Regions from separate parts of the Homo sapiens genome. Here region 2 is linked to region 1. Evidence: chromatin contacts called from ENCODE Hi-C data. All regions are on one chromosome and are shown on one strand. Each heading gives the region's core, a stretch centred on a gene start or an enhancer-like site at or near the end of the contact. The rest is flanking DNA. Distances are from core to core; before and after follow the strand shown.

The links. Hi-C counts contacts between places; a loop is a spot of excess contacts on that map. Pooled maps may share reads with other maps.
Region 2: a loop to region 1 is called in a map of Calu3, with 2.9 times the contacts of the local background. The contact joins two enhancer-like sites. A Hi-C loop is called at or near these places in 3 of 168 maps with a recorded cell type or tissue (A673, Calu3 and PC-3), 3 of 37 single-sample maps with no recorded cell type and 1 of 50 pooled maps.

The regions. Positions count from the first base shown.
Region 1 is chr1:96,232,563-96,236,255 of GRCh38, reverse strand. No RefSeq gene overlaps it. Among named protein-coding and RNA genes, the nearest start is that of LINC01787, 140 kb to the left of the region's middle. Within about 2 kb of position 1,789, at least 2 of the 41 ENCODE cell types and tissues checked have a DNase peak (open chromatin) inside an H3K27ac peak, as active enhancers do.
Region 2 is chr1:96,519,094-96,522,786 of GRCh38, reverse strand. It overlaps LOC105378866 (a long non-coding RNA gene), which reads right to left. Exons shown (of 3, transcript XR_947618.2): 2 at 1,366-1,711. Among named protein-coding and RNA genes, the nearest start is that of LINC01787, 150 kb to the right of the region's middle. Within about 2 kb of position 2,011, at least 2 of the 41 ENCODE cell types and tissues checked have a DNase peak (open chromatin) inside an H3K27ac peak, as active enhancers do.

The sequences.
Region 1 (3,693 bases), core at 540-3,039:
TTCTGAGGCAAAAATTCCTATGTGAATTTATCGCTAAGATTCAGCCTCTTTTCATTCTCAGGGTCATTCTCTATTCACAAGTTGTGCACGACACATTAAGCACATCACTGCTGATGGCCAGTACCCTCCCATTTCCTTGGTGGCTAAAAGCACAATGTAATGTATTAAAGCCAGAAGGAGTGCTATGCAAATACCAGCTAAAAGCAACCTACAGCCTATCTTAGGACACTGTATAGTTGTCACATACTCAAATATTGCTTATCACTAGAAAGTGGGTCATGGTCAAATCTCAATTAAGCATTTCTATCAAGACCTCCCACCTGCTACCTAGGCAGCATGCTGGATTTGGTGCCTTGCAGGTGCTCCAGTGGTGTCAAAGCATAGGGGTGACTCTCAGAATTAGAAAATAATAGTAGTAACATCTTCTGTGATTAAAAATTCATAACAACCTCAGAAGGAATGAGTCTGTGGGAGGAAAATGCTTCTAAAGAAAGGCAAACTTCTTCCATACAGGTCTTTGGCAAACACAATCATCTCAAGAAAAGAAAGGGGATTACAGTTTAAATATATAATAAAAAAGAACCGAAAAGTAATAAAACTTCAAAAGCTGTAATACACTGTGTTAATGCCACAAATGTTTCTATGGTATTTCAAAGTAACTAGAATGAGTACTTTTAGTAATTTATTCGAGTCAAGGAGATAAGAGCCTTAAACATACTCATTCTTAGCAAAAACATGCTGTGGAAGTTATTGATCTTTCTGATCAGAAAGGAGTACGTTTAAATGAAGAGAGTACATTCTTGAAGCCTCGCAGATTTACAGTTTTGAAGCTTTTAATATAATGTGAGGATATACCTTCAACTTTACTGAAAGGAGATGACTCCAAGAAAAGAAATATCAAGGAAAAAGGTCTGAAAAGAAAGCAGGTTATCTCGGGTGATTGTTCCGTGTCGTCAAGAAAAAGAAGAAAATAAATCTGACCAACATCTGAAGACAAACTCAAACCATTTCAAGCCACAGGGCAAAGGGACAGGGAGGCCCCTGGATACTTGAACAGACCCTCTGGACTGGGGCATCTGTGTGTAACTTATCAGAAGAAAAAAGGGTTTGCTATGACTTAGTGATAAGTGTGTCACAATGAGGGGCTTTTGGAACACAACTTTCCTAAGGCCCACTTGCACAATTTGAAGGCCTGGGAGGGGTTTCCATGGGAGGCAAACTATTTCTTAAGGATGAGAGAAAACTAGAGAGGAAAAGAATAGAGGCTATCACATGAGATGAATTGAAATTTGGACTCACAGCCAGACACTGAAGACCATAGAAAAAAAGCCCCAAGGACGTGAAAACCTGTTACTGTTTAATAAAAGGCTTCTGGCCAGCGAGTCTTAGAATAGATAAAAATGAAGCAATAATTAGCAGGATTTTAAATATCTCTCTAAAATATAGTACAAAGATTTTCCTCCCTTAGGAGGTCTATAACTAAAGACGGACATAAAACTGGAGGAAAATTCTGTTTCCAAGTGTCTGAGTGGCAGTCTGAGTAATTTACCAGGTTTCTGAGAAGAAAAAGAGAAACTATCCAAAATTTCAGTCAATATTTATCTCTTAGGTTAATAAATCTTGCTCTTGACCTCAAAAGAAGTCAATATCTCCTGATTATTATATGCAAGTGCCTCCTGGGCCTTTCTATTTGTCCAGACTCATTATGGAATGAGTCACCAGTTTCCCGAGAGCCCCTGTCTGAGGCATGGGTGTAGACTGAAGAATCGCTCGCATTTCAAAGGTGTGGGCGGGCTGCCAATAATTGGTGCTATCGCTCAACATTTACTTGAATCTCTAATTCTGACATGTTTGCTTTTTCATTTTAGGCTTTCGGGCTGGTGCTCAGAGATGAAGTGGGGCTGAGATATATTTGTGAAGCATTCAAAGGCTGTAAAAGAGACAGTAGCATGAGAGGCAAATGCAGAGGAGAAGAAAGTATGTAGAATTTAGAGAAAGAGGACCTAACTTTGAATCTGGCTTATGCCACCGAGTGGCTATGAATTAATCACTCAGTTTCTTTGCACTTTAGCTGTTGCGTCCGTTAAAGAGGGTGATAACAAACTTAAAAGGTTTTTGTGAGAATTAAACAGATCACAAAGATGGAAGTGATTTGTCAACTAAAGCATATCAGACATTGCCAATTGAATCCTAAGAAGAATATAAGTTTGAATTCGTCCCAATGGTGAAAGCTTTAAACGGGAAAAATAAAGCAGATCTTTTTTCTGTCTCTTTAGAAAAAAAAAATGAATTAAAAAATTTCATTAAAGGTGTATTTATCTGTTAGGGACATGATACTTAGAGACAAACTTTACAGTAGAATTAGGAAGTATGTATTTCCTTTTCTTCATACATTTCCTCTCACTTGAACAGCTTTTGCTGGGAATCAGACATCTTGGCTCAGAAATGATCAAGGTCAATGATTCTTTCCTTTCACCTTCCTCAAAACATTTTTCATTTAAAAAGTGCAGAGATGCTTATGTCTTTAAAGTTCTGTTTGGTGCATCAAGTTGACTTGAGGAATCTAATTTTGCCAGGGCAAAGAGAATATAGAAACACGGGATGACTAAGTCCTGTCATGTGGTTTTCTAGGGAATTCTACAGTTTGCCAGTGGAAGTTCAGCAAAACTCTCGCTCATTAGCCCATTGTTAAAATGATGCTCACAAGATCTTTTGCACTTTGTCCCACCACGATTCAAAAAAAAAATACTGATATAAAGGGACTAGACAATGAAATTTGGTGTATATTTGTTCATTTTATCTCAGATGTGTGTACAATATACAGACATTTCTTTCAGTTCTACCAGTTTGCATTTCAGAAATAAGATGTCAGCTGACCAGATCAGAACTGGAGAGCTGAGCCCTCTTCCCAGTTTAACCAGGAACTCGTTGGATAATTGCCTGAGTCTTTTTTACCTTTCTGTGACTGAAGTTCTCAGGGATAGCATTTGACCATCTTTCCCATCAAGCCCTGCCCAAATATAAAGAATGCTTTAAATATTTATTATTTCATAGACTAAAGATGCTCTGCACTCTGATGGAAAGCATGTGTTTTTCACATTTTAAACAGCCCTCTGAACAAACCTCATGATCAGATTGGTGAGTAAAGTCCTGTTGAGAACAACGGTTCCTTATCTATATCCTAAAGGTTCATTTATGGTTTACTTTCCATTTTCAGAAGTTAATTAAACATTTTTTAAACTAAAGTATCTAATTTATCTATGGCCACTGCAAAATTTAAAGAGATGTGGAAAGAACAAAATTAAAATTTTATTATCAAAATGTAATGTTTATCCTCCCCTGCCCCCCCTTTTTTTTTTTTTGATATGGGGAGTCTGGCTCTGTTGCCCAGGCTGGAGTTCCCTGGCATGATCTTGGCTCACTGCAAGCTCCGCCTCCCGGGTTCACGCCATTCTCCTGCCTCAGCCTCCCGAGTAGCTGGGACTACAGGTGCCCACCACCATGCCTGGCTAATTTTTTGTATTTTTAGTAGAGACGGGGTTTCACCATGTTAGCCAGGATGGTCTCGATCTCCTGACCTCATGATCCACCCGCCTCGGCCTCCCAAAGTGCTGGGATTACAGGCGTGAGTCACCGCGTCTGGTCCCCACTTTTCTTTAGTTTACTATATATTCTAAAATTGTAAAAGTAGCA
Region 2 (3,693 bases), core at 762-3,261, 290 kb before region 1:
AACAACAAGACGTTTCCATCCTCTTTGCTTCCCTTCTTCTCACACTCCTCCTTTCCCTCATTTGCAACTCTTTGCTCCACCCCCACTCCCAATACATGCACTCACACTGCCAGTAAAAGTTCAGTGGCACAGAATTTCAGATTCAGTAGTTATTCATTTGAATGAAAGCCACAGATTCTCTTTACTGACAGCATAGTGATTTGAGTAGGTGTATTCTTATGGTTATTTGGATTAGGAGCAAGGATAATGACAAAATAGGAACAGCAAGAGATAGAGAGCACAGTGCTCATGGAAAATACCAGGGCCATCGCTCATGGTGTCTTATAGTCTTAGTAAAAGGGTAAACTCAAAAGGTCAAACTGCTACAGGTTTAAAAATTTTTGCTTTTGTGTTTGAATCAGATGGTTCTGTAGCTCTAACATTGAAAAGGCTATTTGTTTATTCGTTCATTTAAAATTATTGAAATCCCTCTACAGGCTAGGCACTGTCTTAGAGTTTGTGAATAAGACAAGATGCCTGTCTATGAGCTGCTCAGTCTAGGTGAGTCATATATGTAAATAGTTGCTGTGTATTAACAAAACAATGGCTCAGGGGGAATATCACAAAGCACAACCTATCATATAATTTATTTTTTTTTAACCCCACAGTCTCCTGGGGCAAACACTGGGCCAAGACCAAGCCTCCTTACTCAGTCAGACCATCAGTCTGGGTGGTGTATCTGTGAAATCTTACAGTTGTATGGTCAAGAATGTGTCTTTTTTTTTTTTTTTTTTGGCTTTCTTGAGTCTCACTCTGTTGCCCAGGCTGGAGTGCAGTAGTGTGATCTTGGCTCACTGGCTCATTGCAACCTCTGCCTCCTGAGTTCAAGTGATTCTCGTGCCTCAACCTCCCGAGTAGCTGGGATTACAAGCATGTACTGCCATGCCTGGCTAATTTTTTTTTTGTATTTTTAGTAGAGATGAGATTTCACCATGTTGGCCAGGCTGGTCTCGAACTCCTGACCTCAAGTGATCCACCCGCCTCAGCCTCCCAAAGTGCTGGGATTATAGTAGTGAGCCACTGCGCCCAGCTAAGAGCATGAGTCTTCAAAGATCTTATGTGAGCTGAGAACAAGAACCCATCCTATTAATGACTGGATAGCAATTGGAGCAACCTGTTTTCCCCAAACTTAGTTAAAACATGCACAACCCCTAATTTGGGTCAGTTTTGGTGAATTCATGAGATTAGATAAATCACGAATGGAAGGCTCAGAAAGAGGTCCTAGGGACAAACAACAAAAGAACATATACAGTAAGGCACACAGAAGAAAGAAGAATACAGCAAGTGAAATGAAACAAGTCTCTAGAAATAAAAAATGGGCCTTACCACGAACACTTGGGGCATCTGACAGAACCAAATCAACAAGCTCTGTTGCACTTTCTATTGGCTGTTCATTTTCTATTTTTCTCTCTAGACATCTTTCTTTAAAAAGAAAATCCAGATTTCCCGGGCTGGGCAAAGTGTTGGGATGAAATGACAGGAGGCAGGCGCTGTCAAGGAAAGACGTTCTCTCTGGAAGGAAGTGAGGGGACAGACGGGATGGCTGGCTCCTCTAGGCAGGTTTCCTTGCTGCCATCCCATGTGTCTTTTCCCTCCCACTCCTGTGGGCACTTTCTTGCTTGCTTGGCACAGTGAGAATTTAGGAAAGTCACGACAAAAATCCTGTCATGTGCTAGAAAGGAGAAAAAGTTTTAGATCTTTGCCTTTTCACGAATGAAGAGTTTCATGGAAATTAATGTGCAATTTTAGATAGAAGCTTTGCCTTGTTGAAGCTACTCTAACATTCTTTCTCCCCAAGTTCCTACAGTCCCTGCTTCCACACTTTAACAAACAAACAAAAAGAACAAACAACTGCTCCCCCTGCTACACACACACACACACACACACATACACACACAAAATCCAACTTGGTTGGCAGCCCACATCATCTACCCCAGGGCTTTCCCTAAGGACTGAAGATTTATCTTGGACTGACTTCAGACATTTCCCCTCTGATCTTCCTCTGGCTACGTTTTTCTCCAATGTTTCCTCACTGCCTCCCTTGGCTCTCATTAATTAACTGCTCCTCACTCTGTGACTAAATGCGAGCCGTTGTGTTTGGCTGTAGAGAGGATTATGACATTTTGCAAACACACACACCACTGGGGAGAATATCTTGGGTATCACACAGGCAAAGGAGGTAAACTAAGAAAACCCATTTTTAAAAACCTGTTGAAGCAAGTAACCAAAAAAGAAAAGATAGCGAAACAGGTTGATTATTTGGTGACATTTACTTATTCCTGACATGATATTTTAGAAGGCAAATACAGAAACTGGAACTTGCTATTTAACCGAGGTTCAGGTATTTCAAAGCTTGCTTATCTCTCCAGCCCGTCTGGTGTTTCCATGGTGTTCCTTTTCCGCTTCTATTAGTCTGGAACGTGGGTAGCAAGTTGATGAACATTTTTAATGAGTAAATCCTTTTCTACACCAAATTTTATAGATAATTAAATCTGATTTATAGGGCAGGTTTCAGCGACAGTAAAAGAGGAAGGCAAGGAATGCAAAGGGGGAGGGGGCCAATGATTCGACTCTGGGCCTCTGTGAGTGGGCTCTGCTTTGTATAACCTTCCCAGCAGGCGCACTGCAGGGCTTGCAAGATTTCTGAAGCAGAACAAGACCCAGTGAGGGCTTTGCAATAGTTTTTTTTTTTTTGAACTGTTTGGTTTTGGTTTTTAGGCAAGGACGTTCTCTTGTCCAAGAAACTGATCCTGATCTTTATTTTCTCCTCTCCACTGTTACTCAAAGTTATGCTAAAAGCAAAAGCCACACATATAAAACCTCAGAGCACACCACTAAGGAATTTGCCCTTTCAACAGAATTAAACATCTTCTATGTACTAAACCTCATTCTAGTTGCTGGAGGTACAGCAGTCAACAATACAGGCAGTTGGCCCGGCACGGTGGCTCACGCCTGTAATCCCAGCACTTTGGGAGGCCGAGGAGGGCGGATCACGAGGTCAGGAGATCGAGACCATCCTGGCTAACTAGTGAAACCCCGTCTCTACTAAAATTACAAAAAAATTAGCCGGGCGTGATGGCGGGTGCCTATAATCCCAGCTACTCGGGAGGCTGAAGCAGGAGAATGGCGTGAACCCGGGAGGCAGAGCTTGCAGCGAGCCGAGATCGCACGACTGCACTCCAGCCTGGGCGGCAGAGCGAGACTCCGTCTCAAAACAACAACAACAACAACAAAAACCAATACAGGCAGTTCACACTTATTACCTGTGGTGTCAAATAGACTCAGTGGAAGAAAATGTAGACAAAAGGCAGTCTAATGAGAAAATTGAAACCCAGAGAGGGTAAGTGGGTTGACCAGACTCACCCAGCGTGTCTGTCAGAAGCACATTTGAGTCTAAGAATTCAGGCCCCCTGACTGACTTCCATATTGGACTCTTGTTTTGTTTTTTCATTTTTGGAGACAGGGTCTCCAGCCTGTTGTCCAAGCTGGAGTTGCAGTGGCGCTGATACAGGAGTTGTTAAGAAGAAATTACTTAGGCAGATAGTGAGGGTACGGAAGTCCTCGGTAAGGTTTTCCTTTTAATGAAAAGCAGCCCCCAAATCATTTTCTTTTCTAACAAAGAGCAGACTGTAAAATCGAGCTGCAGACATAGAC